Linked DNA regions of Homo sapiens: region 2 is linked to region 1. A link is an interaction called in ENCODE POLR2A ChIA-PET data of the cell type or tissue named here. Cell type or tissue: OCI-LY7. All regions are shown on one strand. Region 1 overlaps KLHL2 (kelch like family member 2). Region 2 overlaps KLHL2 (kelch like family member 2).

The links. Peaks named below come from ENCODE experiments on the same cell type or tissue, not always from the same donor. Only the 100,000 strongest peaks of a DNase experiment are listed, where the experiment ranks them.
Region 2: POLR2A ChIA-PET joins it to region 1 with 5 read pairs; 2 of 35 experiments call an interaction of 5 or more read pairs at or near these places.

The regions. Positions count from the first base shown.
Region 1 is chr4:165,209,289-165,213,288 of GRCh38, forward strand. All of the region lies in intron 1 of KLHL2 (kelch like family member 2), which reads left to right. Among named protein-coding and RNA genes, the nearest start is that of KLHL2, 3.7 kb to the left of the region's middle. In OCI-LY7, no CTCF peak of the experiment used is centred here; no DNase peak of the experiment used is centred here; H3K4me3 peaks cover 475 bases.
Region 2 is chr4:165,284,738-165,288,737 of GRCh38, forward strand. The region is part of intron 5 of KLHL2 (kelch like family member 2); the gene reads left to right. Among named protein-coding and RNA genes, the nearest start is that of GK3, 7.0 kb to the left of the region's middle. In OCI-LY7, no CTCF peak of the experiment used is centred here; a DNase peak (open chromatin) is centred at 2,424; H3K4me3 peaks cover 879 bases; H3K27ac peaks cover 1,144 bases.

The DNA of each region.
Region 1 (4,000 bases):
AGCACTTAAAGCAGGATATGCTAGCTGTATTTAGCCAACATATGGTATATAATATGTAACATGTAGGTATGCTATCTGTAGTAAACCTGCCTTCTACATAAGTTCCTGCAGTTCGTTTTTACTTTTGGAACAGAGGGAGCTAAAGGAAAGAACAAGGGAATACTTAGAATGCAGGTGAAAAGAAGGGTGTGGGAAAGCAGCCTCTGGAGGGAGGGAGGGAATAGAGACACAGATGATTTAAATTGAAATAATAAAAAATAGAATTGATGTATGCATTGAAACATTGATAAACTGACTCTAGGGTAGATCAGCTAATCATAATTTTGATGACCAGCGCCATTTTTGGCATTGAGATTCCATCAATAGTGCTGGAACAATGAGAGGCTGAGATATAATGGAAAACTTGGAATGCCAGCATGGATGAAAGAATTGTTAAAACTCCTTTCAATCAGGGGTGGCTAAAGTTGGTGAGACTTTTTCATTGTTTCTGTCTATTTAATTATAAATACAAGTAGGTTTTTATTTTCATTTGGTTCTGTCCAGGATTAAACCTAATTCAAGAACTCGTTATGGTGTTATTTGCCATTCTGTGGATCAGAAATAGTTTTTTTCCTTGCCACCCCTTGGCCTGTTTGCCTCCACTCCCATTAACATCCCTCCACCATGGATCCCGTGTGCCGGATTTGAGACTTGCAGGCAGTGTCTTTAGGAAGGAACTTTACCGGGCCTCACTGCCAGAGCTGGGCTAGAACAGAGGCCAGTGGAAACTATTAGGAAGACTCAGCTTTTCATGAAGTTAGATTTTTAGCCTGAGCTTTAAGTCAAAGAAAGATGACCTGGACTTAAAGTGCCTTATGGTATGGTTGGAAGCACGGCCCCAGATTCTCTTTGTGTAAGTGTCTGTTTATTAATTCATTCAATGTGCAAATATTTGAATGCCTGTCTCTGCCTGGCACTGTGCGTGGTGCTTTTGCTTGTGTTCTCTTTTAACATCCAAATTTACATTGTTCTCAGATCCCACCTTGTTCTCCACTGGCCTGTTGGCACATTGTCTTGGAGGGAGGTCAGGCATCTGTACCCACCATTCCTGGTTCCTTCAGGATGGACTCCTTGAAATTAGCTTTTGATCTTTTGTGCTTTTTCTATTCCTTGCCTCCAACTTTCATCCTTTTTAATTCTCATATAATTAAAAATTGTCGTTGGACTATATATTTGTGCTTATTGTTTTTTGCATACTTGAGTATATGTGGCATTTAGATTCTGTTGCATTCTGGGTCTGGGTGATATTGAGACTGTGTTACATTTGCTTCTGATCAAACCTGAAAGATGTGTAACTAAAAGATGTAGCTTAGTAAAGGAATTTCAGGTAGTAAATTGAGAGATGTAGTTTAGATGTAGATTAGTAAAGGAATTTCAGATGGTAAACTGAGATGTGCAAAAGGAAATGTAAATTGACCAGCCCTGACCTCAGGAATGTATTTTACAGTCTGGCTTTTATAGTTATTTGTATAAAGGATTTTCATAATAAGTTGAAGGAAGACTGTGAGGTATAGGCCTGAGTGCATCCCTCTGATCTTCTCTTACTGATCAGTCTTCTTGGCACTTGTTTTTTTACTGGCTCCATTTTCACAAGTCGGCTTACTCTCTGTAAGCCTTGATTTTTTTGCTTTTCCTTCACAAAACTAAGCAAACATCCCTCAGATAGAACCATATCTTTTTTCAGTTGATGGTTCCACATTACTAGAGACTTGTCGTCAGAGGTGGTCATGCATAGGCAGAAAAACAACTTGTTGACCATGTTCTAAGGCATTTAGGCAGCAGAAAATTGGTTGGATTAGAGCAGAGGTTCTCACATTTTTGAATTTAACTGACCTGTAAAATTAAAAAAAGAAAAAAACAATTGAAGTCTAACAATTGCTAAGTTTTTTGTTTTGCTAAGTAAAAGAATTATTTATGAAACAACAATGATCAACTATCACCATCTTTTTATGAAAGAAAAAAACATTTTAGTATCCTTCCTCAAATATAAGGAAGAATATAATCTGACTAAAGGATTGTCTTTAAATTTAAAAAACTTAGCCTTATGAAAACTTATTACATTGTCCTCATTTTGACATAGATCAGTAAAAAGTTCACTGAAGCCTGACATTTGCAGTCCGCTGGACCGGATGACCTTTAATGTTCTTTCTAAGATTCAATTGCTGTGAATTTGGAACCTTGCTACAGGATACCCAGTATTCATTTGTTTGTCTGTTATAGTGCATTGGAGTGTATTCTTATTTTTGTTTAACTAAATGTACATTGGGCATCTCTCATATCACAGGTGAATCTCCCCAGTGATAGACAAAGACATTTAAAATATTTAGGAGTAATAATGGCCCACAAACAAGGTAATGGTGAAAGAAGACATGTGGATCAATGTGTGTTGAAGGAAGTGTTACATATAGAGACAACTTTGAGGTGCATTTGGGAACTTGAGAAGTGAATTCTGGAAATAGGTAGCATTTATGTAGTAGTTTAAAAAATTTCTGATGCTGGGAAATCACTCCACCTACTCCCTGCAAAATGCCCCAAACCTTTTGTTTCTGATGTACATGGTAGGCATGCAGTAACTATTAGTAAATGTGCTTTTCTGAAGGTGACTGTAAGTTTACTCATCTATGGCTGTTACGGATTTACACTAGTAGTGCTTATGAAGACCACTGAACTTCTTTCTTAAGATCAGGCAGGTTTTTTCAAGGTGATCCAGAGAAGGAAATTCACTTTATGTTGCATTTCTGTAGTGTTCTACCAAATCCAAATGCATTTACTCTTTATGATGAGGTAGTTTGAGTTTTTAATTTATATTTATTGAGTGCCTACTATGGCCAGATTTTGGGGATATCTCAGAAAACAAAGTTCCTTTTCCTATGATTGAAACTAATAGCAAACAAATATGTAATATTGTTAGTAGTATTACAGTAAACAAAAATGAAGCAGGATAAAAGGGTAGAGAATAATAAGAATAATAGTTCAGATAGGGTCAGGGTGTCTTTGACGAGGTGATATTTTAGCACAATCCAGAGGGGGAATAGCATTCCAGGGAGAGAGAATAGCAAGCACAAAGGCATTCTTGAATTCTTCCCCTGATGAGATAATTGCTGCAGTGAGTGGGTCCGTAACTTTTTGTGTGTTACGCACTGTACTTTCTTACATTTCAGACTATTGGCATTTGCTAAAATATTCCTTTGACCAGTTCCATTCTCTGATTTTACCTTGAAAAACAAGCCCCTGCTTTTTATGATAGCTCTTTTTCTTGTTTTCCTACTCTGGTTTTTAGGTTGCTAAATGTGATTTGCATACTTTATCACTTAATCTCACTTAGTCTTGTCAACAACCTTATAGTGGTAGGTGTCTTATTTATCAGATGAAGAAGTAGAGTTTAAGTTACTCTCTCAAGCTTATCAAGTATTAGAAAAAGTGGGATTCTAATCTCTCTGTTGTATCACTTTTTTCTGTCTTGCATGACTTCTCTTCTATCACTGCTTGTGGGCAGTATTTCCTCACGGAAGTAGGCCTTGGCCAGTTCTTTTCAATCACCTGTTAATCATTGAGCTCTAGCTCCATCTATATCTTAAGTCGGGGCTCTAGGTCTGTGCTTTGGTGTGGAATTTTGAACTTCTCACATCTCTACTCTTAGCTCATGCCTCTAAACCCAATATATCCAAAACTGATGTTTGTTCACAAACTGACTTCATTTTATAACATTTCCACTTATTCAATGGGATAACCATTCTTCTGGTCCCTGATAACCAAAGCATTGGAATAGTCTTTGATTTCTCTCTCTTTCTTCATCCTCCACATCTTATCAGTCCCCAGGAACTGTGGTCTTGGTTTCAAGTGTCCATTCTGGTTGCTACTATTCTGATGAATGGATTTCATCACTTGATACCTGAACTTTTTCACTGGTCTTCTATTGAGCTCTGTGTATTCTCTCCTCATCCTTCAGTCCCCACACTGT
Region 2 (4,000 bases), 75 kb after region 1:
ACTGGTTCATTTTCACACTGCTGATAAAGACATATCTGAGACTCGGCAATTTACAAAAGAAAGGTTTATTGGACTTAACAGTTCCACATGGCTGGGGAGGCCTCACAATCATGGTGGAATGTAAGGAGAAGCAAGTCACATCCTACATGGATGGCAGCAGGCAAACAGAGCTTGTGCAAGGAAACTCCCATTTTTAAAACCGTCAGATCTCGTGAGACTCATTCACTATCATGAGAACAGCATGAGAAAGACCTGCCCACATAATTCAATCATCTCCCACCAGGTCCCTCCCACAACACATGGGAATTATGGGAGTTACAAGATGAGATTTGGATGGGGACACAGAGCCAAACCTTATCAGTGTTCAAGGATGATATGACTGTCTTGCCATCTGTTGATGTGTGTAAACTACAGCCAGATAACCATTTATTGTGAAAATTTTTGAGGTTACGAATACATATTATAGAAGCTGTGTCAGGTGACCTTTCAGATCTCTTATACCATTAAATCTTATGATTTTTATGGCATTACTGAGAAAGAATTAACAGGGTTTATGAAATAATTCACATTAGGGGTTAAAAAAGAGTGGGATGATGAGGGAAAGGGTAGTTACTTAATGAATTTCATATTTGCAAGATGAAAATGTTAGATCTTTTTCATAACAGTGTGAATATACTACTTTTTTTGAGATGGAGTTTCGTTCTTGTTCCCTAGGCTAGAGTGCAGTGGTGCAATCTAGGCTCACTGCAACCTCTGCCTCCTGGGTTCAAGCAATTCTCCTGCCTCAGCCTCCCAAGTAGCTGGGATTACAGGTTCCCGCCACCATTCCTGGCTAATTTTTGTATTTTTAGTAGAGACGGGGTTTCATCATGTTGGCCAGGCTGGTATCGAACTTTTGACCTCAGGTGTTCCACCTGCCTCGGCCTCCCAAAGTGCTGGGATTACAGGCATGAGCCGCCATGCCTGGCCCAGTGTGGATATACTTAACACTGTTAAACTTTACACTTAAAAATGGTTACGGTGGTAAATTTTATGTTTTTAATCACATAATAGAGGGAGGGAGGCAAAAATGACTGTGACTAAGACTTCATTCATCCTTGGAATCAGAGTGAAGCCATTAGGATACAAAGGGAACACGGGAGGTCCAGCAGGTGTCTGGAGGAGGTCACTGAAACGGTTTGAAACGTAGGTATATCCTCATCTTGTTTGCTTGAGGGAGAGCCAGCAGTGAAGTGCAGTATCAATTTAAAGGTTCTCAGATTGGGCAAGATGTTTAACAGTAGCCAAAGACAGCTTGGCCAGAGGAAGAACTTGATTTATGTTGAGAGGAATATCAACAGACATTAGAGAATCTTTATCAAAGTATCAGGCCAAAGAGTGAAGCATAGCATCAGTGGAAAAATGCACAATGATGAAAAGTCAGACCACAGAGCTCAAAACAGGCCAAGGTAAGTGGCCCAAGGTAGTAATTAATCTGAAGGTTTTAGAGGACTGCTTGTATGTGGTACTGGTTTCATGGTGTATGGGTGGCTCTGTCTTGTTTAAAAGAGCCATGATGATTAGATCATATTCATATGGAGACTAACAGACAGCTAGAAATTCAAACATTGGGGTTTGGGGGGAGAGGTTGGATCTGGGAGCAACAATATTAGGGTAATAAAGATAACTGTGGACAGTAATATACATTAGATAGTTAAGACAGAACAAGTGGAGAATCAAAAGGAGGCTGAAGGCAGGCAGGACCATAGTAATACCTAGTTTTAGGGAGGTAAAGGAGGCAGATTCAGTGGTCAGAAAGGTAGAAACATATATAGAATCCTAACCAGTAGAGAAGGCCATTAAGCTTAAAATCAGCAGAGAGGTTGAGAAGGACCAATGCCAAGAAAAAGACTTCCAAAGAACTATTTCAAGGTAAAATTGAGCCAGAGGCTATGCCATAACATAAAGATGTGAGTGTGCATCAGCACGCAGAGGCTTCAGAATTGAGATCTGCTCTTGAGAAGTCTGGTGTGGAGGCTGACAAGGTAGGACAGCAGCCAAACATAGGGATGTTAACCCAGTGATCTTTCTTTTTTAGCAGAGCAGGTATTTGTCCACTGAAGTCAAGACAGTGACATGCATTGACTGTCTATAGCAACACTTCCTTTCTCACTGGGGAAGGAAAGTAGTTGGATCTAGTTGCTTGCTTTGTTTTTATTTTTGTTTTTTAATTTTCATCACCAGTGTTTTCAAATGGTTATAAACTTTTAAAAATATTTGTGTTAAGGAACATATAACATGAAATTTACCACCTTAGCCATTTTAAGTGTTCCACTCAGTAGTGTCATGTATAAGTACTTGCTTTATTGTGAAACAGATCTCTAGAACGTCTTCATTTTGCAAAACTGAAACTCTGTACCTTTTAAACAACTCGTCTTTTCTACTTTCCGCTGTCCCTGGCAAGTATTATTATACTTCCTGTTTCTATAAATTTGACTCCTTTAGATACCTCATATTAGTGGAATCATACAGTATTTTTTTATTTTTGTGACTGGCTCACTACACTTAGCATAATGTTCTCAAGCTTCATCCATGTTGCATTGTGACAGGATTTCCTTCCTTTTTAAGGAATTGTATGTATATATAGTGTATGTATATACCAATTTCATTTATCCATTCATTAATCAGTGGATACCTGCTTCTGCCTCTTGCTATTGTGAGTCATGCTTCTGTGAACATGGGTGTACAAATATGTCTTCAAGACCCTGCTTTCCATTCTTCTGGATATATACACAGAAGTGGGATTGTTGGATCATATGGTAGTTCTACTTTTAATTTTTCGAGTAACCTCCATGCTTTTTTTTATAATAGTTGCATTATTTTATAATCTTACCAACAGTGCACAAGGTTTCTAGTATCTTAACATCTTTGCCAACAATTGTTATTTTCTGGTTTGTTTGTTTGTTTGCTAGTAGCCACCCTAATGGGTGTGGGGTAATATCTCATTGTGGTTTTGAGTTGTATTTTCTCTGATGATTAGTTATGTTGAACATCTATCATCTATTCATACGCTTATTGGCAATTTGTATATCGTCTTTGGAGAAACGTTTATTCCAGTCCTTTGCTCATTTTTAAATTGGGTTATTTGATTTTTGTTGTTGTTGAGTTGTAGGAGATATTTTTATATTCTGGATATTAACTCTTTGTCAGATACATGACTTGCAAATATTTTCTTCTCTTCTACAGGTTGCCTTTTTTCTTTATTGTGTCCTTTGATGCACTGAACTTTTAACTTTGATGTAGTCCCATTTGTCTTCGTTGCCTGAGCTTTTGGTGTCATTTCCAAGAAATTATTGACAAATCCAGTGTCACGAAACTTTCCCCCCTGTGTTTACTTCTAGGAATTTTATAGTTTTGAGTCTTACATTTAGATCCTTAGTCCATTTTGAATTAATTTTTGTGTATGGCGTATATGATCCACCTTCATTCTTTTCTATGTGGATGTCTAGTTTTCCTAGCACAATTTGTTGAAGAGATTGTTCTTTTCCCATTGAGTGGTCTTGGCACTCTTGTCAAAGATCATTTTACCATATACATGAGGATTTAAAAATATTTGAACGGTATACATTGAAAGAGTCATCCTTTCACCCTTGTTCCTCATTTCTCTCCCCTCTAAAGATAATCACTATTATTAGTTTCTCGGTTTTGTTTTGTTTTCTTGCATGGAGAGGATAAGTAATCCATTCACATGGTTCATAGAACAAACAATCTAGCCACTGAAAAAATGCATTCTCACATCTGTCGTTCTTCCTTTCTAAGCTGACAGTATTTCCTAAAGCTTTTTTCATATCATGAGCTTCCTTGTTCATTTTTACAGATGCAGAATATTCCATTGTATGGATATACTATGTTTTAAACTAGTGTCTACTGATGAACTCTCTTTTGTAGTTGTTAAAAGCAGTGCTACAGTGAATAACTCAGAGTGTGTCATTTCATGAGTGGTCAAGTATATTTGTAGGAT